2 separate regions of the Homo sapiens genome follow, and region 2 is linked to region 1. Evidence: chromatin loops called from intact Hi-C (ENCODE). Cell type or tissue: GM12878. All regions are shown on one strand. Links, peaks and the distances in the headings refer to the core of each region. The heading gives the core; the rest is flanking DNA.

Evidence for each region. Hi-C counts contacts between places; a loop is a spot of excess contacts. Peaks named below come from ENCODE experiments on the same cell type or tissue, not always from the same donor. Only the 100,000 strongest peaks of a DNase experiment are listed, where the experiment ranks them.
Region 2: a loop joins it to region 1, with 2.2 times the contacts of the local background. A loop is called at or near these places in 1 of 110 quality-filtered maps.

Annotation. Positions count from the first base shown.
Region 1 is chr4:11,411,155-11,426,650 of GRCh38, forward strand. All of the region lies in intron 1 of HS3ST1 (heparan sulfate-glucosamine 3-sulfotransferase 1), which reads right to left. It also overlaps the pseudogene RNA5SP156. Among named protein-coding and RNA genes, the nearest start is that of HS3ST1, 10 kb to the right of the region's middle. In GM12878, for the core only: a CTCF peak has its summit at 13,056 (motif pointing left); no DNase peak of the experiment used is centred there.
Region 2 is chr4:11,332,682-11,348,177 of GRCh38, forward strand. No RefSeq gene overlaps it. Among named protein-coding and RNA genes, the nearest start is that of MIR572, 28 kb to the right of the region's middle. In GM12878, for the core only: no CTCF peak of the experiment used is centred there; a DNase peak (open chromatin) is centred at 9,150.

The DNA of each region.
Region 1 (15,496 bases), core at 9,948-14,947:
ATTGCCAGGCACCATGAAAAACACCAGGGATAGAGCAATGACAAAGCGGCATCCATGCCTGAAAGAGCTCAAGGGGAAAACTGGCATAGAAATAATATGAGTAGTATGCCCTAGTGGGTTTTGATTTTATATTGAAAAAACTGTTGCACTTCATATGATAGCACTAAATAAAGCAATAGTACATGGTTCTTTCCTCTGGCCCACATACATATACACACCACTGTGATTTCCATCTGTCCCTTACTTGAAATGTTTTTAAAGTGTCATTCAAGTTGAATATTTCATTATACTGATGCTTCAGGTTCTACAAGTAAATTAGTATCTCATTTGCCTCTAACTCAAGCTTTACTTTAAACAGGAGGTGCTGTTTAATCATCTTGCTAATCTTGAAATATTTAAATGCCATGTAATCTATCCAGAGAAACAACACCTAGATCGTGCACACCACACAGCCCCCTCTGTAATCTCTTGTTATCTCTTATTATAATTACACTATCTTCAGATTAAATGCACTGGTGTATGTCAAGTTAATCCATCAGTGGCCTGGTCATCTGTTCTTTCTGAATGTTGATGCAAAATGATTTACATTTTATATTTTTAAAATGTTATTTATTATTACTTAAGTAATGTCAGAAGGAGAAGTTCAGGAATCATCAAGATGAATTACAGGAGCTCGGAGTCGGGAGGCTGGTGATTAAGGGCCTGGGTTTGAATCCTGGCTGCACCCATACTGGCTCCATAGGACCAAGAGCAAGCCATGTGATCTCTATATGAATTTTCCCATCTGAAATATGGGGATGGTAACAGCACCAACCTCATGGGATTGTCATGGGGATCAAAGGAGGTGTGACTGTGTGAACTGTTAAAGAGTGGGGCTGGCATAGAAAACTCCCACCAAATTTCAGTTTTTGTAACCGTCAGACTTCCATATCCCAATAGCTGATAAAGCTTCTATTCAGGTAATCAATAATTCGGACACATAAGATGCATATCCACAAAGTCTTCTTTGCTCGAAAGGGCCAAAGCACCAGGGTAAATAGGGTGCTGAACTGGGAGATAGGAGCTGGGGTCTAGTCCCTGGTTCTGTCTTGACTTCCATGTGATGGTCAGCAAGACACAGGGATACTCTAAGCCTTGTTTACAGAGTGAAACGATTGGGTCGTAAATTCTAAGATAGTATAAGATCAATCTAAAACATGAATGCTTTAGAGGATTGAGAAACATACGGGTTGATCATGCATGGCTCTCTTGGAATCCAGAATTTCAAGAGAATTTTCCAAGAGCCACGGAATCCAAAATTCCTAGCCAAAGTGATTACTGTTAAAAATTAACCACAAAGTTTTGTCACCAATGTGGGCATCTAACATTTTATAGGTTAAAAGTAGCACCATATATCAAACTTCTAAGCTGCTGAGGTCTCCTTGATGGGGAGGGGGAAGAATACAGCCTTTAGTGGAAAAGAGGCTGTTTCCTTGGATAGGGTCTCTCAAACTGCACTTGCTGCTCTGATTCCACTCAGATCATACTTAGCACTCATTCAATGAATATTCATTGAACCCAGGACCTGATTGAGAGGTGGATCAGTTAGACTGAGAAATAATCTATGAAGAATGCTTAACCATTACTAGAATGAAACAAGGCAAAGAAGAAAGCATTATACTCCTACGGACTGAATGTTTGTGTCCTTACAAAATTAATATGTTAAAATCAAATCCCCATCATGATGGTATTGGAGGTGGGGCCCCTAGGAGGCAAGTAGGTCATGAGGGTGAAGACGTCATGAATGGTATTAGCGCCCTTCTAAGAAGAGGCCAGAAATCTGGCTTATTTTCTTTCTGCCATGTGGGGTACAAGGAGAATTCAGCAGGGGCTGCAACCCAGAAGAGGGCTCTCACCAGAACCCAAGCATGCTGGCATCCTGGCCTCAGACTTCCAGCCTGCAGAACTGTGAGAAGTCAGTTTCTGTTGTTCATAAGCCATCAGGCCTATGGTGCTTGGTCATAGTAGCCCTAATTAACTAAGATAAGTATTATATAAAAAGTTTATCAGTGACAATAAAGCATACCATTAGAAGAGAATCCTTCCAACCTGGGGCATGTGGTGGGATAAGATTTCCCTTATCCCCACACCAAACAGGCAGCTTAATCACCTTCTAGGCTGGAGGAAGGCAGTTTGCTCTAAGACTTCTGCTTGCTTAAATGAGGTATGGACGATTGGGAGTGAGTAGAATTGCTTAGGAAAAGAGCCGAGGACTGAGAACTGCCACAGGGGTCTAGTTTCCTGGTTTGTGCCACATATGACACTCAGCCTCTTCCGCCTCTTCCTTAGCAAATGGAGAAGCAAACTTTGTAAAGTATCAGGGTTTGAGAGTATCCACAATTCAGAGTCAAGGCCTAAATAAATGTACGGTGCATCAGGCACTAAGAAATTAGAGACACAGTTGACACCCACCCTGTCTCTTCCCTCAAACAACTTGGGACCATGCAGGGTATAGGGTGTGGAGAGGGAACAATAGGAGAGAAGGTACAAAACAAAACAAAAACAGCCATGATCACCTTAGGGTTAGGGCTGTGAGAGGGCTAAGGACAGGATGCTTGTGGGAAGAGCACAGAGGCTCATCGATAATGGACTGAGAGATCTACATGAAAACCATTTTGGTCTTATTCATACTTTATGAGATAAGAAGAAGGATAGCAGAGCTACAATTAGAAATAGATTGCTTTGTGTTTCAAAATTGAAAAAAAAACCATGTGAACATGAGTTATTGTCTGTTAATAACTGCATTCCTTCCTCTAAATCATAGTGAGAAAGAAGGAAAAACAAAGATATTGGCAGGAGAAATGAAGGACTAGCAGGAGGATGCATGAGATAGGCTTCTTTCCTTTCTTTTTTTTAAAGCATAAAACACTGGATCTTCCTGGACAGTCTTCCATCCCAAGTACTAACCAGGCCTGACCATGCTTAGCTTCTGCAGTCAGGCACTTGCAGGGCGGTATAGCTGCAGGCAAGAGAGCCTTTGCTATGTTGCTCTTTATTCTGTCATGTTCATTAGATTTGATGGGACCTCAGCAAGGTTCACTCATCAAGTCCTGGTTCCATCTCCTTTCAAGAGGGGCCTGTGGCATATAATTGTTGTGTCTCTCTTTGAGTGTGTGTGTGTGTGTATATATACATATACACGCGTGTGTGGTTGTTCCAATGATGAACTGAGTTTTCAAGACTTCCTGCTTCTCACAACCTTCTCAAGGTCATCAGCACATTAATGAAGGAAGCTATGCCTAGAGGTCCTGAAATGTTCTAGCCCATAGCATGGTACCATAAAGATGAGTTTTCAGAGGCGTCTAAAGAATAAAACTGACTGTGGCTTCCTTGGTGAAGTCAGTCCCATTGCTTTTCTACTTTAACAACCGTATTTACTTCCCCAACCAGCTAGCGTGAACACTCAGGCCTGGCTTTGTATTCCAGATTGATATCAAATCTAAACCAACAGATTCGTTAGTGTCCAACATGCCAAGGAAGATGAGTAGGCTTGGCCAAAGAACAGTAGCTCATGTTAAATAAGCTTTGGAAATTGTGTTGAGATTTCTGGATTGGTTTTTCACAGTTTTTCTTCAAATGCTTAGATTCATAGAGAGAATTTTAATACTGTGAGTCACTAAGTTGGAATCCAGGATTTCTTTCTACAATTATTATCCCCTTTCCTCACCCCCACAATGTAAGATTAGCAAATTCAGACACTGAAGAGGGTTAGATGTCATTTGCTCAGGTCACAGGTAACCAAGCCCAGAAATGTAAGAAGAAAATGAGGTCCCATCCCAAGGAACCCACTGTGTAAGGGGAAAGATGGATTTGGAAACAAACACTGCCAATCCAATGAGATGAAAGAAACTGTGGAATAGACATTATTTCATCAACATTAAGGAGGTTGGGATGAGGAAATTTGGAATATGCTTCATGGAGAAGGCACCTGAGGAAAGTTCAGGGGTCTGGTGAGGACAAAAACAAAGTTCAACACTTTGAACTAATGTCCAGGCTAAAGTATGTAAATAGGGAAACAGAGAAATAAATGGATGGGGCAGAAAGATCAAAGCAATCATGTTTAAATTATCTTGGGTTTGCATTCTGGGTTAGTTACATGCCCTTGAAGAAGCTATTTTTCACTCTGGGCCTAATTTCCCTATCTTGAAGAAAGGGACCAGTGCTTGTTTTCTTAGGTGGAATTAAGTAAAATATTATAGAAAAAACATTTTAGCCCACCTGACATATGATAGACTCACAATAAATAATTGCTCAATAGTATTCACTCAATCAATAATAGCTCAATGATATTAACTTGAAGAGAAAAGTGAAAGAAAAATATTAGTAATAACTTAGGTTTAACAACTATTTTTGTCTGCTTAAATAGTTGTCATAAGTAAAGAAAGAAACAACATTCTGAAAATTGATGAGTAAGAAAGAAACATTCTCCAGTGAAAGCAGAAAAATGCTGCTCTATTGATAGCTGTGCAGAGACAGATGACAAAGAAAAAGCAGAATAAAAAGCCTAAAGTGGCTCTTAATCTAGTGTTTTTAAAGGACAACTTATCATAAGATAATTAGCCTTTGTGCTGCCTTTAGCAGAGAACCTTAAGAACTAAAGCAAGAAAAAGGAGCAGGTGATGACAATCTTAAACCAAACACATGGGTTTGTCTAAATGAATAGGGCCCACTGGTCTATGTCACCAAATGACCCAATGACAATGCAGAGAGAGTGCTTCTGCGGAAATGTGTGCAGCTAAGGAGACTTGTGTGGGGGTGAGAAGCCGGCAGGAGCAGGCTGCTCCAGTACGCCTGGAAGTGTAAAAACATTCCTAGAACAGGTGCCTTCCTGGTTGGGGAAGGGCTGATGCACATAAGAACTCCCATGAGAGAGTTCAGGGAAGGGCAGAGTGCAGGTAGCATTGACCTTACCCAGGGGACATTTTCTCAGGTCACTTTAAACCCTTCATGAGATGACAAAGGACAGCTGCCAATCTGAACTCAGGCAATCCGAATGAAAAGATCTGCCTCCCCTCAAAGACTGATAATTCTGTTTATCATAGTGGTACTTTCACTTCCTAACAACCATGACCAAATGCCCCTCCTTTCATCGCCCCTCACCACATAAATCCATATTTCACTCAGGGATCAAGGACTTATACTCTGGACTAGGCACGAGAGGTGTGAAGGGGCATGAAGGGGCATGACCGTGGTTCTGTCCTGCTCTCTGGGAGCTGTCTCCTGAGGGATGCAGCCAAGTCAATGAGCAATGACAACAGTGCCACCTGCACAATGTGGAGAGCTCCAGGAGGACTGAAGAGGTGGTGCCTCGTTCAGGGTATGCCAGGTTAGGCTGAGATCAACACCTACATCTCTGTCCCTCCTCCCTTTGGCTGTTTGTCCCATGAGGGTTGGTGGCAGGACACTGCTCATTCGAGTCTCTCAGAGAGGCAGAAAGACGGAGCAGGTACTCTCCGGAGTAGTGCCAGTCACCAGGCTGGTGGGGAGGAGATCTGACACAAAGCATGGGCTGGCTCTTAAAGCTTCAGGCCAGGTGACCACACATCAGTTCCCCTTGCTTTTGCATGGCCCTGCTGAACTCCAACTAGGAAGGAAAGCATGTCCCATCAAGTGCCTGGAAGAGAGTGATCCAAGGCAAAAGGCACACATGCAGTGATTTACTATGGAGAGGGAGCAGTGTATTGGGACAGAGCTAGACAGCTCTTAAAGAATGATACAGTCTGAACCTGATAAGAAAAGGGAGAACGTACAAAAGTTCTACGCAGAGGAAACAGTATGCGTAGGGGTGTGAATGCTCACATTCCTGATTTATCTGGGAACAAAGGGTGGTCCTGAGGTCAGATTATGAGGTATGTATACAGAACAGAGAGTGGCTAATGATGAGGCTTAATAAATTAGAATGTGAGAGCCATCCTGCAGAACTTGAATTTTGGTACTACTTTCATTATTTAAAAAAACAAAAACTGAAAGGACAGCCAGCTTTCCAGCACCCACTATGTGTATTAAACATTCTAAGTTAATCAAATGCATTATAATTAAAATAATCAGTAAATGCATTATCATATTTAATCCTGGCTATTCTATGAAATGGAGGGCGTTATGTTCCATGGTTTTTCACTCCACAATTATTTCCTGGGTGACCACTGTCTGCCAGGCATTGGTTCAGATTAGAGACAGATTTTGGTGGGGGCGGCTCTAGACAAAGTCCCCATCCTCTTACAATTTCATCTATTAGACTAAATTAAATGTTAATAAATGAGTGTATGAAAAATACATAATTAAAAATCATGGAAGAATACCTGAAGTTTAGAGAGATTATTCACCTGCCCAAGGTGATATTGTGATGAAGTGATGTGGCTAGGACTTGATCTCTTCTTGCATCTAAAAGTCCTGCACTTAAACATTAATATTATGAGTAATGGAAATCCATGGAACATTCTGAATTATGGGACTGGGCAATAACCTAATTATATTCGTGTTTTACAAAGATTTCTCAGGTTAGCAAGAGAGATTAACATAGAGAAATATTGCAGATTGCAAATGGCTGTAAAAATGACAGAGCTGGGAAGGAAAAACAAAACAGAAGCCAGAAAGATATCAGATTTGTATTTTAGCTGAAGACGGCAGTAAAAGACAAGTGATGAAGCTGAGCAGGATCAATCTCCAATTGTAATATACAAACAGAAGTGTAATTGTTGCCCAAAGGCAAGAGGGATCAATTCAGAGTTACCATATTCGATTCATTTTCCTCTTTCACTGCTTCAAATGTCTTTGTGCCTCAGTTTCCTATTCTGTAATGATTTTGCCTGTGAGCCTGTGACCTAGTTTTTGGCCAAGAGGACACAAGGGGAAAATATTCTGGCATTTGAGAAAGATTTTCCTCTGTGATTAAAAGAGAGCCCCTCTCTTCTCAGCCCCTCTGCACCTTGCTCCCCTCCTACTTTAGAGCAGAGTGATGACATCGGCTGCTTTGGGACACTGTGGCACTTTAGCCACCTGGAGGGGAGGATCGGCCAGAAGGCAGAGGTGGACTGGAAGGCAATAAGCAGCTAGATCTATGATGACATTTGTAATCTGCTTTTCAATCAAAATCAGGCTTACCAGCAAGAAAAATAATCATTGCTATTAAGTGCAGCATTATAGACACTTAACTACATACCAGGCTCTCTAATGGGTGCTTTGCATACATTATGAAATGTGATTCTCACAACAAAAGTCCATAAGGAAATATAATTCTGTTTGACAGATAAGGCGACAAAGGTTCGATGAGGCAAAGTCATTTCCCTGTCATCAAATGCTTCAAATACTACACTCCCTTTTGGATCAGGGAATAGTCTCTCATACCCAGAGCCACCATGAATTTCAAACTGCGTGGCGAATGGAGCTCTGGCCCCAAGAATGATCCTGCATCACAGAATGACTGGTAACAATGTACTCATCACCCCAGAAAGGATCAGTTCCCATGGTGCAGGCAGGTGGGGCTTAGGGACAGGAGGAAGGCCAGGATACACCATGCAAACCAATAAACCAAACCAAACCCCCACACAGTGAGAGGACCACCAGGGGCACCATGGCCTGTCCCTCCACAAGATGGCACTCAGGTCCCTTGTCTTCAGTTTTCATCTGTGATGTTCAGCTGTCACAGAAACAGACTGGGGAGAAAGCACATGGCTCACTGCTCCTATCATGCTCCATATGCTTTCTAGTTGGAACACTACAGTTTCTATGTCTTTCCCTCAAGATCATGAGGTGTTGTGTTGGGGTCCTCAGAAGCTCTGCTGAGGCAGGGAGAGGGAGTGGCATGTACCACTCTCAGTGGTCTGGCTGCGTTGGGGTTTACTCAGGGGCTGCTGAAGACCACCCTGTCACAAAACATCACTGGACTTCTATGCTCTTCAAATCCTTTTTTCTGCTTGTCATGATTTTTCTTTTCTCTCTTGTCCTGTATTCTCTTCCCTTCTCTCTCCCTCTATCCATCTTGCCTTATCTCCCCACTTCTCTTCCTCTCCTTGTACTTTTTCTGCATCTTCCCCCTCACTGTTCCTTCCATATTTTGCTACATTGCTGCATCTCATTGGTTGGCCTAGAAAATGAATAACAGTGCTTGCTTGAATTATATAAATTAAGACTAAAGAAACAAAGGGCAAAAAACTGAGACACTCTCCCATGAATATGATGCATAAAATTTAGTTTGTGACACCGCATGTTCTCACTCCTAAGTGGGAGTTGAACAATGAGAACACATGGATATAGGGAGGGGAACAACACACACCGGGGCCTGTCGGAGGTTGGGGAGAGGGGAGGAGAGCATTATGACAAATAGCTGATGCATGCGGGGCTTGAAACCTAGATGACGGGTTGATGGGTGGAGCAAAACACCATGGCACACGTTTACCTATGTAACAAACCTACATGTTCTGCACTTGTATCCTGGAACTTAAAGTAAAACAAAATACAATAAAATTTTAAAAAAAGAAAAAGTAGGGGCCTTCTAGTAATAAAACGTATATGGTAGGGGCACATTTAACCCATTAAGAATATAATTTGAAAAAACAAATTAGTCTGTGGTCTTTGTGACAGGACGTTGAGTTTGCAATCCAGAGGCCTTCCTTGCTTTCCCTCATCATTAATGGCATCCTTTAAAAAAAAATTCTGACCGTGAACCAGACACCGTATAAGTGCATGACATAACTTATTAATTTAATGCACATGAAATAAAATCTGTGCTATAATTTTAATTAAGCCTATTTTGTGGAGGTGGAGCTGAGACGTTGAGCTGTAAAGTAGCTCACCTCTTATGGCATGGCTGCAAAGCAGCATAGCAGATTCTAACCAGATCTCTCTGGCTGGTTAAGCCTTCACACTAATCATACTGCTGTTCTACCTTCTTTCTGTCCCATATTTCATGTAAACACCCTGCTAGTTAGGAGCTCAGGTTAAATGAGGAGTCACTGATATTACACGCAACAGGAACTGGTTATTTTGGCATGAGCAGTACCTCACTATTGAAGAAAGCATGAAACTCTGCTTTGGAAAGACCACACGCAACAAAACTGTTGTTAATTTAGTTCCCCATCAGTCTATCACCTGAAATGGAAATGCAACATTTTCACAGCCCTCCTCAGAACGTCATGCTCCAGCAGTCGCAGGAGAGATCTCAGACTCAATTTATAATCTGTGTTCATCTATTTGGGGGGAGCGAGTCTGAAAAGCTCTCTAACAGTTTTATTAGCTTTTATTGCAGGAGCAATTTCAGGTGTGAGTTTTCAAAGCACAAAGTATCCCTTCAGTGTACTCAGTGGAACGCTGTGTGACGCTAGTCTTTCTAATTCCAGCCCTACAGTAACGAGCTTGGAGCAATGTTAGTATTTAATAAGGTTCTATCTTAGCGGAACGAACACTACGCTGGTGGCCTCACAGGGTTGAAATACCTTCTTCTTGAAGGGTGTTGAGAATAATCTGGCTTGTGCTTTGGTGACATAAGCAAGAATCAGACTCACTTCTTCAATGCCCAGAGTTCTGTTTTGCTCTACACTTCTTTTGGTCCTTTTAAGCAAAGAAATAAGCTTGCTTTTGTTTGATTGTTCTGTTGCTTAGCTCACCAAAGAAAACAGCCCTTCTCTTTCATCTTGGACCCTACTCCCTGGACAAGTCATTTCACCTTGAAGACAACACTGCTTTCTTTATCTTTCTATGGCACAAGAACTTTCAGAAAAGAATCGTTCAGAACTGCTACCAGGAGAATAGGGATGCTAATAAAATACAGGATGTCCAGTTAAATTGAAATTTTAGAGAAACATGACACATTTCTTACTTTTTAGTATCTGAGACATACTATACTAAAACATTATTTGTTGTCTGTCTGAAACTCAAATTGAATTAGGTGTTCCGTATTTGTATTTGCTAAATCTGGCAAATCTACACAAGGAAAAACACATTGAGCATTGTGCTAGGCACTATATATTGGCCATCTCCCTCAATCCTCACTAGAGTATGGAAAAAAACCGAGGCCCAGAAAAACCGTCTATTACTCAGAGTGACACAACTAGTGAGAACCAGGCCAGAAATTCAAACATACATGACTTCCAAAGTCATGCTCTTTCAACCACAAAATAGCTCCAAAATCTAATCTCAGAAATCTATAACCAACACCCTCCCCCTCCTTCCTACCCAGGACACTGGGAGAGATCTGGTTTTAGAAGTAATTCAAGTAAAGTGCAAGCCAGTTTTCCAGAGGAGGCTCCCAGCCCACTCTCATTCCCTGCCACACAAGTATGTATTTTTCGGAGCACAGCTAGGCAAGCTTGCTTTTCATTTCAGCTGCAGCCGAAATCACCTTTCTCTCACTGTATTTTAACTGCTGACACAGAACTTTGATTTACCCTCCTAAACTAAAGAGTGAAGACATTTACATAAAACAACCTACCACAGGGTGTACAAGTACTTCATCTGCAGGAATTCTAGTGGAAATTCGACAAGACATAAAATGCTGAAATAGAAGTTCTTGAGGGATGAAAGGAGATGTGAATGTTTCACATCTAAATGTATTTCTTTGCTTATAGAAAATGTGGACTACTCAGTTCTCCAGGGATTTAACAAATCTCCACCTTGAGCCTACTGCTCACAGCAGGTAGAGAATTTTGTCCCTGGATCCGGAGTCTGCCACCTTTACTCTGGGCATCTCTAAGAAAAGTTTCTTCACTTCTGGACCTCAGTTTCCTTAAATAGCAAATGAAGATGGTGAGAGCTCCCCTGCAGTCCTCGCAGGACTGGGTACGAGAGATAAAGGAGGCAGTGGGTATTGTCACATTATGTGAAAGTAAGGAATTATCTACTACATTCTTTTCATGCCAGAGTGCTTTTGCACAAGCAGACCAGGATCTATTCAGCAAAGCGCTTGTATTAATATGCCAGTTATTCAGCTGGACTGACCGTATTGGGAATCCCTAAAATAGACAAATGAGTTTTCAACAAAGGTTTGAGGGCTATGCAATTTTGACTACGTCTTATCATTCTTCTTTGGCTGTTCTCACCACATCTCTTTTCTTAAATATTTCTTCCACCATGAACCGCTTCCTAACTCCCCCAGACAGAAATGCCGCCTGTTTCTTCTTTTCTGAGCAATACACTGTTCTAGAAACTGGAGCAAACAGACACTGCCCCTGCTCTCCTGGAGCACATATTCTGGTGGGAGAGTGTGAGAAAGTAAGCAAATAAGCCAATCCAGTAACAAGGTGACTCCAGATAAACATACTTGCTACCTAATTATGTTACTGAAGAAATTATTACCATGAAAGAAAGAAGGTGATGAAAGGGAAATATTCTTGGGATGGTCCATCTCATGAGACAGGCAGAGACTCGGTTATTTATCTGACTCCCATACTAAACTGTAAATTCATCAATGACAAGAACTATTTCTTAATATCCTGCACAACTGCCTTGTGAACGACAATCAATAGCAAAGGTAGGGGCAGATTTGGGAGAAGGTGTACCAGAGTCTCCAAGGGCACAAGCACACTTTACACTTGGAACACATTTTTTAAAAATAAATACTTTTAATAATGCAAAATGAAATTTTATAATAAAAATGTCATTGCCAGATAAAGAAATTAAAGCCTCAAAAAAATTTCCGTGGACGATGGGAGCAGGCTTAAAGTAAGTTAATAAGCACAGATGTAAACTGTTCCTGGAACAAAACAAATGATCAAGTTAAAAGGTGCTCAGGAGGCTGAGATAGGAGAATCCCTTGAACCCAGGAGGCAGAGGTTGCAGTGAGCTGGGATCACGCCACTGCACTCCAGCCAGGGCAACAAGAGCGAGACACCGTCAAAAAAAAAAAAAAAAAAAAAAAAAAAAGTGCTGAACGTCAGAGTTCTGAGTATGAAAACTCAACAATTAAGGCATCCTTACCACAGTCCTCAATCACTGTAGTTGCCTAATCATTTGAGATCATGTTTAATGTATTTCATGCTGGTCTATAATTTCCTTGCAGAGTAGTCCTTGACTGGTTTTGTTCATCAATGTACTCTAACACGTAATGCAATGCCGGGTACATGGCAGACAATAAACGTGCTCAATAGTCAGTTTTATTAAAATTGAGAGTATAGCTCAATATCCAAAACTACCCAATGGATGATAGACCCAGGATACAATCAAACTCCCACATAGAAAATATTTTATGTTGGATAATGAAATTTAACTTTGGGTTATGTTGAGCCAGAGACTGAACTGCAGGCTCCCTGGCTAACAGCCTAAGGTTTCTCCCCAGTATCCTGATATTTCCTATCACTTTCCTCTAGTTTTTATTTTTTAATCCTTAGCACATCACTATCTAACTAGGAGAGATTCTGCTTATCTGTCTTGTGTTTTGTCTGTCTCCTCTGCTGGAAGATAAGCACAAGGGCGAGGACTTCCATCTGTTTTGTTCCCTACTGTGTCACCGGTGAGCAGAACAATATGCGGTACATGGCTGGAACTCAATAAACGTGTTAAAGGAGTAAACATGATTGCTGTAACCACTTGCAGAGATAGGAAGAAGGAACATCCCGAACAGAGGTTCACTCTGTAAACAGTAACTAACTAGAGCACTGTCTGTGCTCCATGTCCCTACACTCTTGCCTCGATATTCTGAACAACATGCCCTCCTGAATTTCATATTCCAAATTTCCCTCATATCCCTGGAAACCAGAGGCCATACATTGGAGGCCTGTGTGACAGATATAAGGCTTACACACAGAAATGTTTGGTTTGGCCCACATGGTGTTATTTAGGAATATCGAATTAGCTGCTGGCACTTGAAAGTGAGTAGATTTTACATAAAACTGTGAATTGACAGTCTATCTTGAAAAAAAAAAAAAAAAAAAAACATAACCAGGTCTGGCAAGACCAGACCTGAAGTCCCGCCTGCAGCCCCTGTGCTGGATCTGGGCTACAACCCCCACTTACCCAGGCACAGGGCCCAAGTCCTGTTCCACTCAAGCTGTTACTTGCCTGGCTGCTGAAGACATTAGAGTTTGCGACCCCTGCTGGAAAACTACCAAAAAGCATAATGTATTAGAGAAAAAGAAAGATGCCCACTGGGATCTATTTCTGTTATGTTTAGAGTATTGCTTGGAAGAATAATGTATTCATTTTTCTAGACCTCTTGTAGTAGCACATAACTATTGACAAACTACGGCCCAGTAGATATTATTCTAACGATCTGAAAAAGCTACAGACTTCATTCCCCATGGGTAGAGGAAGCTAAGGATGTTTCATGCTGGAGACAGGCCTGAAGATGAATGGGGAGAAGCTGTACATCAGTGGGTTGCAATTCTGGCTAAGTCAGGGAGAAAGGGAATTCACTTGAAGACTATGGGTTGCCTCTAGGAATTGCTGAGAAGCTGAAAAGCCAGGATTGGAAAATGAGAAGGAATGAAAGGAACCTGGGCACCAGAGGCACATCAAGATGGTGTTGCAGAAAAGGCACCTCTGGGACCACAGCTTGGGACATGCATACTGCTGCCAACGCCACTTGATCCATGATCCAAGGTGGTAAATAAACACTCCAATGTCCCTGTGCCCTTTAGCTAGTCTTTCAAGATTCCAGGCCCCAGGTGGGATCATTCAACTAAGCCCTAGTTCAGGGCTGGGAGATATGGACAAGGAGAAAGAGGCCCATCTCCCACAAAAAAAAAAAAAAATCCTTCTATGAAGGGAAGGTTGTGTTCCCTAAATAGGATGTTTGGTTCCAACTGCTTAGAAGGGTTTTAAGTGAGTCTGAAGAGAGAGGGCACTACAAGCACGACTGTAGAGTGGAATAAGAACAGACAGGCCTGAATTCTAGTCTGGAATCCTTTGTACCTTTAGAAAATTAATTAAGTTTTCCGATCGGCAGATTCCAAATCCTTAAAATAGAAATGACGCCATCTGCTCTCCAAGGTTGCTGTGAAGATTCAGTCCAATCACTCATTCAATTATTCCAAATATACTTATTGAATGTCTAAGTGCCAGGCAGGCACTGAGTTAGGTTCTGGAGACACGTTTGGAACAACACCTAAAATGCAATGATGAGGAGCCAGTGCATTATGCTGATGAAAGATTCAGACAAGGGGGACCCGGGTCATCTCGTGACACTGGTCATGTTTTACTTTTCCCCAGTGGAGTCACTCCCCATTTGTGACTTTTCTCCTTTTTTAAAAAAATTATTAATTAACATCAGGGCCCTCTCTTCAAACAGATTTTCTTAAGACATGTAATGTGTATTATGTTAAAAGGAAAAACACTCTAAAAATTGACTGTGATCCTGAAAACAAGAAAGGAATCATTCTGAGAAGTAGTGAGGCCCGGTGCTTGTAGCATTCAGGTGGAGTGATCACAAGAAGAGACTGGCCAATTAAAAGAAATCTCTCCCACTTAATGTTTAGCATATGTCATTTACTCAGACATATGCAAACTATGATTAAAATGAACATTAAAATAGATCTACGATAAAACTTAATTTTTTGTATTTTTTACCCTTTACAATTGCACAAGTGTTCTCCAATCGGCAAGATGCATTTCATATACATTTTCTCACTTTCTTATAATAATCTTTTCATCACTGTTTTGCAGAGGAAGAAATTTAGGGTCAGGGAGGGAGAAATTGTTGCCCAAGGTCATGGGGCAAGAAGTTGGCTTTAAATCCAGCTAGCACTCTCCTGCCTTCTGCCATAAGAAAAGAGCAGCCTCAATTGAAAGCACCAGGTCAAGTAGCCAGGTTGAGGGGAAAAAAACTGGGAATAGCCCTGATATTTTCCAGCACTAGCTGGAAAGTTACTGCATTTCCCTGGAAGCTGCTAAAAAGTTACCACTCTCCTGCAACAACTGTCTCTAACACAGGGACCCAGGCTTAGATGCAGGCCCGGAAACCTGGTGCCTGAGCACTGACCCAGCCTACAGGCTCAATTTCATCAGGACACCAGATACATCTTACTGTGCCTTCCTCCAAACTTTAGCCCCCATAGACAGACATGATTTAGCAACCACGGTGGGGATATGCCATTGTGGGTAGCTGCTATGTTCTCAGAAAGGCAGTGTGCATGAGTGAAGCAATTTACACCACCCAGGCCATCTTTCTAGCCCCTTCCTAGTCACCATCGAGTTTCAATTCAAGGCAAGAGAAGCTTCCATGTGGCTTTTCCCTTCAGAGGCCCCCCCCCCAACCCTCACAAGATTTTTCCAGTAAAATAATTTCTTATTTTAATAAGAAAAGTACATGCTCCAACTTTTAGGGGGACCCAGGGGGGGGGCTTGAGGCTTCATTCTAGACATAACCACAGGAAAGTAAAGAACCCTTTGCTTTTTCCGATGCCATCTCAAGATGCCAATTTCTCACCAGCTTCTCAGAACAAAAATCTCCTATCTTAAAACTACAGAGCATTGTATACCCTGTGGCATCACAGAGGATCCACAGTCTAGAAGCACAGCTTAATAAGCC
Region 2 (15,496 bases), core at 6,783-11,782, 82 kb before region 1:
CATGGTGGCTAATAGCCTACATCCATGTATGAGAGTGATTTTGGCTCCTGCACTGCTTTCAAGGACAGTTGAGGAAATTGTTATGGGTTCTCCACTTACTGTTCATGTGCCACATTCCATAGAAGCTCTCCTAAACTCTCATTACTCTCAGCATTATTCTGAGTAGATTCGCCTCTGATAAGCTTCTTTTATGATCTCCCTCTCATGTCACCATCTCTCACTGTAGCAACCTTAACCCCACTACCCTTTTCCTTTTGCCTCTCCCTTGTAACGAGATGCCTCACGACTGTAACACCTTGACCATCCCACTTCTTACCTCTAGGCAAGATCTTCAAGAAATGCCAATAGAAAACACTGGCTTGCTTTGGTTCAATGGTGACTCGTATTTAAGGAATGAATCAAGAAAATATTGTGCTGGCTATGCAGAAGTGTCTTTAACTGAGATAGTTGAAGATAATCCATTACCAGGGATAGCTTCTGCCCAGCAAGCAAAATTGATCGTCCTAACCAGATCCACAAAAAAATAAAATTAAAAAAAAAAGCCAAACATAGTCAGTGTTTCTCCTTTGTGCCTATTTCTATTTCTAGAGGGCATGCATAAAATGCCAAGTGGGAGAATAGCAGATCGGGAGCAAGTTCAAAAAGGAAGCCCTGAGTTCTGTTCTAGTCACGTCCAGTTTGCGATACTTATGAGGAAATAGAAGTGGAAAGGTTGAGTGGACAGTGTGAAGCTCTGGATCTAAAGCTGGAGTCATCAGCGTATAGATGGGTTCTGAAACTGGTGGAGACCGAGATCACCTAGAAAAAAAATACACAAAGATGAAAGTACCCAGGATAAAAAAATGTCTTGAGAAACTCCAATATTCAACTACAGGATTGAAGAGCAGAGTATACAGAATGTGGACATAGAAAGGGCAATAAAAGAGTAGAAACAAAAAGGAATAGATGTCACAGCCTCCAAAGAAAGACAAAATTTTAAGGAGATTTGGTCTTGTCAGCCATTATTGATAGGCCAAATAAATGAAGACTAAAAACTGTTTTTTAGATTCTGCCACAAAGATGTTAAATCAGAGTCTTGGTAGAAAGCTAATGTTCTTTGTCTCACATAGTACTCCTCTTTACTGGGAACTGTTTCCTTCCCCCTGTGCCTTTTTGAAACTCTCCTCTCCTCCCTACTCCATCTATGTGGTTACTCTGGGAGATGTCCATTGGTATAACTGCATCCCATCCTTTGGCCACAGGGCCTTGAAACAAGGCTAAGCCCCTGGCCCAAAACCATGACAACGAAATAGCTTAACTGGCAATTGAGAATTAAATGAATATTATAGTTAAGTCCGGCTGCTGTTTGAATTGAAGAGAAGTAAACCAAAAGAGGGTTGACTGTGGCCATTATGCTCCATCCAGACAATAGAAAAGAAAAAGCCTGTCTTCAGCAAGAAGAATGTATGATGGTATATGAGTTTCTAAATTCAACTATTTCCATGTTTTATCTTCTTTCTAGTCTTGATTTCCATAAATCATTTTTGTCTCAGCTAGTTAAAGTTGGATTTTATTATTTGTAATAAGAGTATTTTGAACAAATACATGAATTGATAACTATCACATATCATATATTATAAAAAGGGTACACACTGTTTAATCCCCTTTAACCATGACAATAACCCTATTATCACCCATATTATAAATGGGGAACCTCGGGCACCTAGCAGTCAAGTAACTTATTTAAAGTCACACAGCCAGTGGGTAGTAGATGTTGGTGCCAAGTGAATTTCCCCTCCACCCTTGGAAAGTTCACTGAAAAATCAACTCACAGTAAGGCAGATTAATAAGAGAAAAGTCTTTACAAATATATTGCTACCATGTGCACAGAGAGAATTACAGGGTAATTGCCTAATATTTCAATGGGGTACAGATGGTGATATATCCTCTGTAATACATGGGGAAATGTGCATGATTTTAGGAGGATAGTAAATGATTTTTAGTGGGATTCAATGGGTCTGAAAGCATACAGTGGTCTGGGGCAAAGTCTATTGGGCTTGCAGAGTGAACAATGGTTTGTGACAAAGTCTATCCATGTTTGTTGAAAGACTTCAGTCTTCTTTCCTTCCTCAGTTAATGAACACTCAGGGAAGAGATGGAGGGTAATTGTTTTCTTCTTTGGCAGGTCCTGACCTTAGGTAAACACAAAAACTTCAGATAACAACTTTATCCCATGCTTAGGGAGAGGTGGTGGGTGAGCAATACGGGCAGAGCCAGAGAGACCTTGAGGTCTCTTTTACAATTCAGCATCTACAAAGCACCATATCCTGCGGTATTGGTTTCTGAGCCCCAACATACAGCTAGCACTTAACTCACATACTCTGCATCTAAACTTCACGCTCTTAAACACTGCACCATAACTTTGCCACAGGCAGTATTATAAGTAGCAGATGTTCAGAGCTGCAGTGTCATGAGTAATGAGAGCAATGAGAATGGATTCACTTTGGACTGAAGAGTTTGCAATTGTTCCATTGTAGTGAATTCACTAGTGAAGCTAACCTGCTGATTTTTCGTCTCAGATGTGTGCATTGACACTAATGATTAAAGGTATTTCATCAGGTCATCATACTATGTGCATGGTTATTTTTTAATTAGACACTATAAGCTAATTGGATATCAGAAACATACATTTATAAAGAGAAGGATTTTCTGCTCTTAACTAGAAATCTGAGACCCCAGGTAACTGGAGGTGACAACGGAAATGTGGATTAGGGCTAGCTGGAAGAAATCAGATGACTTAAGAAAATGTGAACCCGCATGTCTTTCCAAAGGACTCCTGCTTATAGCCCTCATCTTATCTTTCTTCCTAAGTCTTGTTTCTAAGGGGCAGTCAATTAGAATATGGCTTAGACCAGGGGAGGGTTCTATGCTGGATAATAAGACTTCTAGCACAAGGCTATATAGGTATACACATAAAAGAAATCCTCTTCGTGGGCACAATCATGTGCAGCCACATGACTGAACATGAATTTCACTCTGTGATCAAAGAGGTGATTCCAAGAATTCATCTTCATGTGCTCCATTCATCCTGTTACTCACCTTACTATATTTGTTCAACAGAATGTGATTTATTCTCCAGATCAATGACCAGTGCCTGCTGCATCAACTTTTTTTCTTTTTCTTTCTTTCTTTTTTTTTTTTTTTTTGGTGAAGCTTAATGCCGTTATCTTGCTTTTCTCCCACCATTGTATGTTTAGAAAAATCTATAGAGCAGAATAGTCAAAAGCAGAGATTCTTATGTACAAATATAGAGATTGAAGTCCAAGCTCTACCACATATTAGTTGTGTGAACTTGGCTGAATTATCCAACATTTTGATGTCTCACTCTCCTCTCCTCACAAAAGAGATAATATATTGTGGATTCAGAACACAGTGGCCCAGGTACACCATGTTTTGTTCCTTTTTTGAGGAATGACATAATTTTGGATTCCAAATCTTAAAATCACTTTTTGTTTATTTAGTCACTCACAAACATGTATTGGGTTCCTATGATGGGCCAGGACCTTACCCAAGCAACATACTGGCCCCTGTTTTTTAGTAAATATAAACTAGTGGGACAGAGAGACGCTAATTGTGTAATTATACAAAGAAGAATAAAGTTGTAATTCTGAGAGCTGCTATTATAATAAAACCTGTAGCGGGAAGATGTGATCATATAGGGTGTGGAAGTTTTGAAATTATGTCTATGGAAAGACTACAAGGCTGGGAACCAAGAGGTGAACGGCAGTGGATACTTATTCCTTTGTCAACTTAGTACCCACCACATTGCTGGGATCTGCTTTTCCGAGATCTATCCCTCCCTCCCCCAATTCTATCCACAGGGTTATCACGAGTGATTCTATGTAATTAGAGTATGACTCCAAATCTTGGTCACAGCTGGTCAGTACAGAGGTGGGTGTCTTACTCAAGCTGGGCCAGCTGAAGAGGTCTTCAGGGAATGTGGATTCCATTAAAAGAGGACAGTTGGGTCTGGCTGTTCTTTTGCACTAGAATGATGCAATTCAGATGTTACTGACTAACATAATTTTTTTTCCTGTTTTTCAGGCTAGGAAAGAGACAGTCGGTGTGCAGCAAGAGAAAAGAGAGGAGGAAACATGTGGAAAGACCCAAAGGTAAGACATAGAGAGAAAAAAATGTGGTTCTAGCGGTGGCTGAACCACTAGATTCAGCTGGTCTCCATTCTTGGGTTATTTGAGACACTATATCCTAATGATAACTTTCCTTTTTAGATTGTTAGTGTATTCAGTTTGAGTCCCTGTTGCTTTCTGTTCAGATTTCTGCTATATTATTGTCACCAAATAATAGAGTCCAAACAAAACTCAGTATAAATAGTGATGTGAAGGGGTGGGAGCAAGAACTAGACTAGAGCAAGCAAAGAGTGATGATGAAGTGAAGAAGTCGAATAGCAACCATTTCAACAGATTTGGCTGTAAAAGTGAAACTGGGGATGAGGTGGAATGGAGAGAGAGTGGTAGAGACAGCTTGTGACCAGTTTACTCCCCTGCAATGGTATAGATTTGTGGCTGCAAAGCAGCTGCTTGTAAAGATGAGCTGTAAGTTTGTTTCCTTCTGTTTGGATCATTTAATTTTGTTAATTTTAAGAATGAAGACACAAGAGCATGCCTGAATGCAATGGGAAGTAGATCAGTTGACCTTTGCTGAATAACAAGGTGGACCTAAAACTGGGTGACTTGAAACAGTAAGTATTTTTAGTTCTTGATTCTGCACATCAGCAGTCTGGGCTGGGTTCAGCCAGAGGATTCTGCTAGTCTGAGCTGTTCTTACTTACATTATCATTGCAGTCCATAGTCAGTCAGTGGGTGGTTTTCTGGGGCTGGATAGTGTATGATGGTTGACCTTCATGGGTGGCAGTTAGCTTGCTGCTATCTAGGGTCAATAGGCAACTAGACAACATATCTTTTGTCATCTCATAAGCTCGTCCAGGATTTCTCCTTTTTGATCAAAGCAAACCACATGCCCAAACCTGGAGTCAGAGTCAGTGTTGAAGGGCATTAGCAAAGGGTGTCACTCAGGGAGGCATGAACAAATCAAGGCCATTATGGAATTCAATTTGCCCAAAAGGCATAGAGAATGAATATAGAAGTATGAGATAGGGTAACTGTTTGAGATGGTCATATACAGTCCTCAGATCCATTTTAGCCTTAAAATAGAAGGCAGTTTTGCTAGGAGTTCAACAATTAAAACGCATCATTTTGGTGGCATTTCAAAAAAAATGTTGGTGGCAGATGCAGTGTTTTGTTTTCTTGAACTCTTATCATTTATTTCTCATAGAAGCTGCAAAAGCAGGCCTTCCATTTTAGAAACCGGGACAGCCCGCTGCCAGTAATGTGCTCAGCTCAACTCTCTAATTACTGTCATGCTGATGGAGGTTAAATATTTATGAAGAATGCGCTTTTTATCACCCAATCTAATTTTTAAACTCAGATTTTCTGATCTCATTGAGATGTTAATAACCCGTGTTTCCCCCCCTCCTTTAGTTTTTTTTTTAATCTTTTTTTTTTTTTTTTTTTTTGCTAGAAGTCAAAGATCTCTGCGTTCTCATTTATTTTGTAAAGAGTGAGACATTTTGGGGGATAACTGTTGCATAAAGGGGATTGCCAAGAATGGAAAGTGGAAGGAATTGACAAGAACCTACTTTCAATTCAGCCAAAAAAATTGTTGGTAGCAGTACTGGAGAGTGAATTTGAACAATTTGATTGTGATACTAGTTCTGCCGTTTTATAGCATTGTTATGGTCTTGGACAAATGAACCCCACTGAGACTTAGTTTCTTCATTGCTAAAATGAAGATTTTATCATACCATGTATTAGTTTACTGTATTACTGCTATATCAAATTACCACCGACTCAGTGGCTTGAAACAATACAAGTGTATTATCTTACAGTTCTGGAGGTCAGAAGTCTACACTGGATGGGCAGAGCTGGTTCTTTCTAGAAGCTCACCCATTTACTACTATTCTTTTCCAGTTGGTAGAGGCTGCCATCATCCCCTGGCTTATGACCACACATCACCCCAATCTCTGCTTCTGACTCTGACCCTCCTGACTCTCTCTTATAAGGACATTTGTCCTTATAAAGTGGGCCCACCCAGAAAAATCCAGAAAACATTTTCATCTCAAGATCTTTAACTTAACCACATTCTCAATGTCTCTTTCTAAAATGTAAGGTAATATACACATACATTTGGAGGATTAGGATGTGGGCATCTTTGGAGCTCTTATTCCATCCACATCAATTAACTGGGTTTTTGCAAAGATGGCATAATCCTTGTGAAGGATTTAACACAGTGCTTGGCATGAGTAGATGGTGCTGTTGCTGCTGCTTCTGCATTGCCTCACTGTTGTCTTCTGAATTCCCCCACACCTGCAGGAAAATGTCTCAGCACCCTAGCACAACATGTAAGAGACTTAGAGACTCATCCTGATACTGGGTGCCCTGATCTTCATCGTCCAGGCACCAAAAATAGGTGATGGCCCACCCTGTCCACTTTTGTGTGCAAGAGGACTCCATGCTTTTGTTAAAACCACCCCCACCTTCACCCACAAAGTAATCTTTCCACCTTTATTAGGTGGCGTAATTTCCATTATTTCTACAAATTTCAGTTTCAACATTACTTTCTTCAGAAAGCCACCACTGAGTGATTTCCTCTTCCCTAATGTTACCAGGTGCTTCCTCTGAGCCCTTTCTATTCTTCTTGTTTTCATGGGAATTCACTCACTGTTTTGTAATTATCTCATGGGTGTCAATTTTCTCCTTAGAATGTATTTTCTTGAAGGTGGAGCCATCTCTGCCTCTGAAGTGCTCAATGCTTAATACGCAAGTGCTCAACTCAAGCTTGTTATTATAAACACTGTCAAAGCCACAGATGAGCAGGTGGCACTTAAGCTACTGTTCTAGACAAACAGCAGCAATGCTTTGTGTTAATAGCAGAGATGGCCTTGGAGACCTATACGAACTTACTGAGCTCCTTCATATTGAGATGAAAAACCGGAGTCCATACCTGGGCAAGGCAAGGAATGACATAGGGACACTAACAATGTTGCTTTAGAGGCAAACTCACCTCCACAGTCAGTGGAACAATAAAAAGGGTGAATGGTTTTGGACAAAGTTTAGGGGAAAGGCTATGAATTGACAAGATGTGGTTGAGCACCCAGCATTAAGTTCTGCTTTGCAGATAGTCAATCCTTGCTTCCAAGTGCCTATTGCCTCACTGAGGAAAATAAATATGCACATATGATAATGACAAGGAGTGGTCCAAGTGTATAAATCACACATTTACCTGTGGAATTGACTATCAGTGACTGCATTTTTTAGAAGAGAGCAGCCACCCTGGCTCTGTGGCTACATTCAGCTTTAGAGTCAGCCAGATCTGAGTTTGATCCATCCTTTTCTTACTATATGACCTTAAGTGAGTCTAATTACTCCCTGAGCCTTGGTTTAATAAAACAATCATAATCATAATGTAATAACTTTGAGTTGTACACTTTCCATACACCACAATAAATAGCTTTAAAGGATTGATTTACTCAATCCTCACCTCCATTTTGAGAATAAGTATCTCTTCATTTACAGAAGAGAAAATTGAGGCACAAAGTGGTTAAATTATTTTCTCCAAGTCAGCACAATTAAGGGAGCAGCTGAGACATGACCTAAGTTCCTTGCTCCATACCCTTTGCACTTGCCCCTGTGGCACTGGCATTGTCATCTCACCGCCAGGGAGAGTAAACATCTCTCAGAGCTGCTGCAAAAGCTGAATAGAATAATAGATGTGGAAGAGCTTTGTGAGCTCTTGGAAACCTCACTAATGGGAAGAACAGCTCCATTTCCCTGCTTTAAACCCCTTCCTCTCTATCTCTTTTATTGTCTTAGGCCCATAATCCTGTGGACCTAAAGGTTGCTGTATGAAGTGGACAGGATGATGTTGTTCATGATCTGCCTACCTCATAGGGTGGAAGCGAAAAATCAAGTGAGATTACATATGTTAAAAGACTCCATTGTAGGTGCAGAACACACTTTATTTACATAGTTAACCATTTATCTTTCTGTCAGCCTTCTAGTTTCTTTTTTTGTATAAAAGCTTCCCAGATGTCCCTAGACCATTTCAAAACCTTGTAGATCTACTAAGTAAGTGCATTTATTGATGCAAAAAATGTTTATTGTACACCCCTACATCTCAGGCACTGGGGATTTTGTACAAACAAGACAGATGAGATTCAGGCTGTCATGGAACCTATGTTCTAGTAGGGTGTCCACAGGCACTGTACAAACTAGAAAATAATTGAGCAGATTAAGCAAAATAAGTTCAGATATAGTCAATTTCTAGGAAGAAAATAAAAAAAATAAAAGGATGTGACAGAAACTGACCTGTATGAGTTGTCCTAGAGGGAGTGGTGAAGACAAAAATCATTCAGAACAAGTGCTCCTGAAGTTGAGACCCAAATGATGGGAAGGATGAACAAAGTTGGGGTGTTTAAGGCACAGTAGGAAAGCCAGTGAGCAAGAGAGATGGAGGTCACAGTGGAAGTCAGAGAGGAAGGCAGGATCAGGGAAGACTTTGCGGGCCAGGTCAAAAGTTTCTATTTGATTTCAAGAGGAAAAAAGAGGCATTGGAGGGTTTTAAGCAAAGGTGTCATGACACAATGGGGATATTGAACAATCCCCTTTTGCTTTGACTGTTTCATAGATGGTGAATAATGATGGGGCCAGAGTAGAAACAAAGGCAGTGAGATTAATTTGGAGGCACTCTTATACACACATGAGAGATGGTTCTAGCTTGAACTAGGTGTAACAGTGATGACGTCAGCACATAGGGTCTAATATTTGTAAGAGATCTTTTGAGGTAAGGCATAAACCTCCACCTTGACTGTTACATCTTTACCATCAGAAACCATGTCGGATACTTCCTTCTACCTCCTTATAAGCATTTTTGTGCATGAGTCAATAATGAAAATAAAAAATGCATTTCCAGATGAATTTTATACCCCCAACCCCCAAAGCTCTGCTTTCTATTTCAACAGATACTTAGATCTTAGACTTTGGCAGAGGTGTACATTTTGAGAAAAAGCAGAAGCAAAAATTAACACGTCTAGTGTGAAATGCATTGCCGCTGTTTCATTTCTCCTCCCTCAACAGAGCACTGCATGCCACACTCACTTTAGAGATGATCAGCTTTTTTTTTTTCTTTGTGATCTTGCCAAATTGCATTAGTTTCTATATTTATCTATTTTCCGCCCCCGGGATTGACTCTTAATGATACATTTGGGGAATAGCTCCACCCTCTCTTCCTACATTCCCTGCTAAACCTCTGTGTGTGCTTTTGAGGCACTAAATTTATGCTGTCTCTCTGTGTAGCACTGTGTAGTTTTGGACATATCATTCCCTAACTGGGTTTCATCTCATCACAAAATGTATCAGTCACCCTAACTTTTCATTAAGGGGTCAAGGAGGCAGATGTTCCTCTGGGACTTGTTTTGTCGCATAACTGTCAAACTGTAGGCGTTAGGAATGGGAGGTACAGAGGGAGTGTAAGAGCTCTGAACCCCCATAGGCACCATGCTTTGTCTCCAGACCAAATAAAATGGCTTCCTTTTATAAGTTCCAATATTTTTTTCAAATGCATGTTAATAATGTTTGGTAGAATACAATCTAGATATAGTTTACATTTTTATTAGCTTATGATAGTCTTTTGTCACGTTTTGCTCGATATGGACTCTAGATGTATAAGCACTTTTCCGTGGTGGTTGAAATGTTGTTAGACTCTGAAAAGGCCTCTACACATGGTGAGCATTCTCAAAATTGCAGGCTTCAGAGTCAGGCACCTGTGTTTCTGTGCTTGCTACATTGTGGTGAACTCCAGAAGGTCAGGGCGAAGCCTGACACTGTCCATGTCCACATTGTGAAATGCAGGCCCTAGGAGCTTTTAGGAAAGAAAAAAGAATCACATTCCTGCGTGGTGTGTACTACTGTACTATGCATACTGTTTTCTAGACTTGAGCTGCTAACACAATTAATTCTGAAACAAGCCAGTGAAGGAGGTAGTTTCACGATGACAATTATAATTGATAATGATCATCTTCATTTTATAGATGAAGAAACAGGCCCAGAGAAACCTGGAGCTCAGGGAGATTAAGTAACCTGCCTAAGTTTGCAGCTGCTCAGAGGCAGAGCCTGAACTGGAGCTCACAAATTTGAATCACAATCTCTCAGTAAAACCTCATGTTGTTCCAAATAAAAGTGTGTGACGTTGGTAATGAACAAATGACCTTACAACGCCATGTTGCAGACATCTCAAACATCTCTACTCCTACGGCTGGGACATCAGCCCCTTCTCAGGGTTTCATGCCAGCCTGAGAAAAGATGGCAAGGCAGTGGAGGAAGGAGGAGGAATGTGTAATACCATTTGTTTCTCTAATAGTCCTGTGACACCAATATTTAATTTTCTCACTGAGGATATTTCCCATTGTGTCAGCAGAGCCAAGGAAATTGCTCATTGCAGAGAAGGGCCATATTTATGCTTCCATTAGGGAAAGAGCAGAATGATGTTCTGCATTGATATAATTAATGCCCTTTGCCAAGAACAGACAGCATTTGATATTTATTATTCTTCCCTTAACTCATCCTGCCTCCATTCCCCACCCTGTGTGGCACAAGCAGCCCATAACATTCTTGCCCAGCCCCCCAAAAGGAGAAAAAAGCTGGAGGCTGACCCAGACCCTCACGGCTATGCTACGTCCTTGCCTGAGTCTTTGGACAAGTCACTTTCTTTCTCTGAGGTCATTTTTTCTCATTTTTAAAATAAAAATCACAATCTTATATTGCAAGATCATTTTGAAGATTAAATAGGATGGATGATAAAATGTAAGGTACAAAGTTTGTTCTGCTACGGTGGTACCTGCCTTGTAGATTTCGCTAGTTTTGTCATAGGCATTCTTAAGTAGTGACATAATGGGAAAAGCACTGGCTAGAAGGCAGTTCTGCCTGAGGTCAAGTTCTGACTCTGCCATTTACCAGATCTGTGACATCGTCACCTCTCTGAGACTTCTCATTTGCATCACCATGGCCAGTTCTTGATTCTAGAGCCCTCCACTTCCCTTGGTGAGAAATACTTGCCCCTCTGCCTGCAGGCCTGGTCCAGCCTGGGCGGGTACTCAGGGGTCCATCATTGGGCCAGCTGGATTCTAGACCTGTTCTCACCTGTGGGACATCAGGTATTGAGATCTGAGCATCATCTCTTATGTCTGAGTCTCTGTCTCAGCAGCCCCTTCCCCAGAGACTGCAACCCTGCCTTGCCTCTAACAGCCAAATGATACTTATTGATTGGATTGGTTAATGGGTGTCCATCACTGGGAGCACAAAAGTGGACAAAATAGCTCCTGGCCTTAGGAAGATCAGCATTTAAAGGAGAGAGATGGAAATTTTAAAAAGAGAAAACAAAACACATATTGGATGTCTCCTGCTGCTTAGGGACTCTACTAGCCTTTTACTTAAAGCCAGTTCTGATATGTTTGTTTTTGTAATCCAAATATGTTCCCAAAAGATTGATCTATCAGGGGACAGTTTGAGTATAATGCACATTTTGTGTTTGCTTAGCAGGATTTTGTTCACAAGAAACACTAGTAAACAAAGAAAACTGTACCTGCATGAGCCGGAGCATGTAGAAATGCACACAATGTACACAGGCAATGCCGTGAGCATCTCCCAGTCACTCCCATCCACAGCCTGTGTAGTGAGCCCGTCACATCTGGTGTGACGACTTTCCATCGAATTTCGTACAACCTTCTTTCCTCCACTTCACAATGGCTCACAAGCTGCAAACTTCAGTTCATTTTCAAGATCAAGGGCCATCTTTATTAGTATTCCATCTCTTAATATGTGTGAAATTATGTTACTATTTTTATGAGGTTTCTACATTTTAGGTAAAAAGTGTCCGTGATAAAGTTTGTGAGTGTTGTGCCCCAACCCCATTTTTCTTCCTATAAACCCTGCTGTTCCTACGACATAATCACACATAGTTACAATGATATTTTAGAAACTCTTATGTCACATCATAGCAAAATTGATTATGCATAATCTCATTTAGTTTAGCTTAATTGAGACAGGTGGGTATTATGTCAGTATTTATTATGTGGGTGTTATTTTTTCCAATTTGCAGCTGTAGGAATTGAAGGTCAGGTTGATCCAGGTCACCATCTACTATGTGTAGTGCTGAAATTAAAACCCAGGTCAGTCTGCTTCCTAAGTGTGGCTATTAGCCATGGTGCTTTGAGGATGGAAGAAATCTACTTCCTTAATACTCAGGAGATTCACAGAGTCAGGACCAAATACTCACAGAGCATTTGAAGATTTCCAGCCAACATTTTCAGAGCCTGGCTACTATCCAGGGGAATTTAAAGTGTGACGCAGCCCACCAAAGTTGATTGCATCTTAGAGAATGGAATCCAAGTCTCCCACCAGGAAAAATACAGGCATTCATTAGTTCCTTCCCCTAAAAGGTTGGACATTGATCCAGGCACTATAGAGCACCTGGGATACAACACTGAGCAAAGCGGTCTTCCTCCCTGCCTCACTCTGCTTAGAGGAGCCAATTCCTGGGAATGGAGGGGGTTGCAGACATTAAGGAAAGGAAGCATTCCAAACACAAGAGTGTGGTGGGTAAGGCCAAAGTCTGCTGGAAATAGCTGTAAGGTCCGTGTGGAAATGCAGGGATCATTCGGGGAGAAAATGGTATATTCATAGTGCACTGGATTGAGAAGGAATGCACGACACATGAAGAAATAGAGGCAGCCAGTTCAGTTAGAGAAGCCTAAATAGGTAGGAGATGTACATGATTAAGGAATATTTTATTAAAATAAGGGGAAATGAGCCCACACAAATACAAAAAAGAAGGAGAAAGAAACTGAAGTTAGTGTTAGGGAAAGCTGGTGAGCCAAGTCCCTGGGGAGCTTCCTCCCTGAACTCCTGCACCTCCCTAGAGAGAGTTGTTCCAACAGCACCTCCACTCTGATCATGGTTATGTACCCCACACCCGACAGCCAACATTCTGTGGAATTGGAAGACTTTCCAGTGTGTGTCAGGTGTGATTCCAGCATTCAGACTTCCTGACTTGCCATGTATGACAGGTGCACACAAAGTCACTGGCCTCAGACTTTCCTTCCCATCTCTAATCAACCTGACAATTATCGGCAAAGTGTATGTTACATGGATTTCGCTTCAATTAAACATATCATCTATGTGTCGCATAAAATTGGCATGTGTATACATATATACATATGTGTACACCTATATATACATATGTATACATGTGTGTATACATATATGTATATACATGCAGATATACATGTACATATGTATGTATCTTATCATAGAAAATCATTGGTTTTATGTATATTGTTTCTGAAGACAACTTTAAGTAAGACAAAATCAATTTAAAAAATATATTGAATACAAAAAAAGTACAAGTAGTGGCTGCATGTAGCCTGAACTTTACAGAAGGTACAGGAATTTCTTGGGAAACACTTACGTAGGCAAATAGCTTAACAGAAGATACTGTTTTCTCATATATAAAGTAGGAAATAACAACAATCTCAAGGTTTTTATAAGTTTGACATTAAATTGTAAATGTGGAATCTAGACACTCCCCAGTCTTCTGGTCTTGTGAATACAGACGGAATTCCATAAGCATTATTGATCTAAATTTCCAATATAATCATGTAATTTCAGTCCCCTTCAAAGTCCACCTCTCATTCCAGTATTATTTCTTGGATGTTTTGATCAGTTTCCCAGGTGCTTATAATGAGCTGTGGTATCAAAGTCAAGGGTGCCCGTGCCTACTTCTACTGGTGTGTGGTCTAAGGCACCCATCCTGGCTGTCCTTCTAGGTGAACACTGCCCTTCTGGAGAGATATCTTCCAGGGCATCTCAGCTGTCCAGTCTCTTAGGTATCTCAGGTGGGTTGGTGCAGGCTTCATGGTCCTCTGCATGCTTCCAGAGAAGAGCTCCTTTTTGTTAGGTTTGAGATCCTTTCACTCCTAAGGGCTCAACCCACAGACTGTGCCACCCCCCTGAGACCCACCCACAATGAACATCCCCCTAGTATTTTTCAGTCAAGAAAGAAAAAGAAGATGCCCAGTATGAGTGAATAGATGTTTGCAGACCAACAAATTCAGCTTTTTTTAGACAAGCCAGGAAAACCTGAGCTACCTATCAGTTCAGTTAGAATCATGCAGACACATAGTAGTTTCTTATCCAAAGTTGTTCGGGACCCTTACTAGGAATTAAGATGCAGATGCCCCCACAACTGCTCTATGCATTAACATTGCATGTTCTACTGCAGGGTGAGGTCACCTCCTGGGCCTCATAACCATGAATAGCACTTGGACAGTCACAGAGCCTTTGTCCATCAAAAATTATCACAGCAATCCTGGGATTTATGTAATATTTGCCTTCCCTCACAGGTAAGGCAACTGAGACTAAAGAAAATCAAGTGACTTTCCTACTGACAGAGTTCATCATTGGTAATGCCAAATGCTCTGTATTGAACCCCACCCCAAAGTTCTTATGCAGAAATCTTAAACCTGAGTACCTCAGAATGCACCGTATTTGGAGAAAGACTCTTTACAAGACTTAAAATGAGGTCACTGGGGTGAGCCTTAGTCTAATATAAATAGTGTCCTTCTAAAAAGATGAAATCTGAAGAAAGATAAAGCACACATGTGAAGATAAAAGCAGAAATCAGAGTGGTGTTCCTCCAAAGCCTTCGAAGAAAAGGGATTGCCAGCAAACCGCCTGAAGCTTGAAGACAGGTGTGGGACAGATTCTCCCTCACAGCCTCAGAAGGAACCAGCCCTGACAACACCTTGATCTTGGACTTCTGAGACACATTTTTGTTGTGTAAGCCACCCTGTCTGTGGTACTTTGTTAGAGCAGGTTTGGCCAGCCATTGCAGCAAGGCTCAATGCATGTCTGTCTAAAACACAGCACTTATCACCCACTTACCAGCAGGCTGAGAGCCAAGAAGGGCACACACACACACACACAGACACCACATACACACACATCACACACACACACACACACAAATATACATGCACATTTAAGTTACTACAAAATTTCAGAAACTAAAGCTCATGCACAATGGTCCAAAGACCACTCTCAGGCCATCATGTAGCATCCATTATGGATTATTGTATTCATAGTTCTAACCAATGTGACGATGTATTTTCCAATCAGTTAGAGAAGAGATAGATTGAAGAAAACGTCAGCTAACATGTGCCAAACATTATGTTTATGACTTGCAGTGATAACAGAACATTTCTTTCTAACAAAACCCTTCTGATTTACAAATGTGTATTACAATATACAATGAACATAAACTGTCTCCAAAATATCCTGGAATTTCAAAAGAATGGTAGTCTATAGAAGTCAAAGGTAAAATCTTA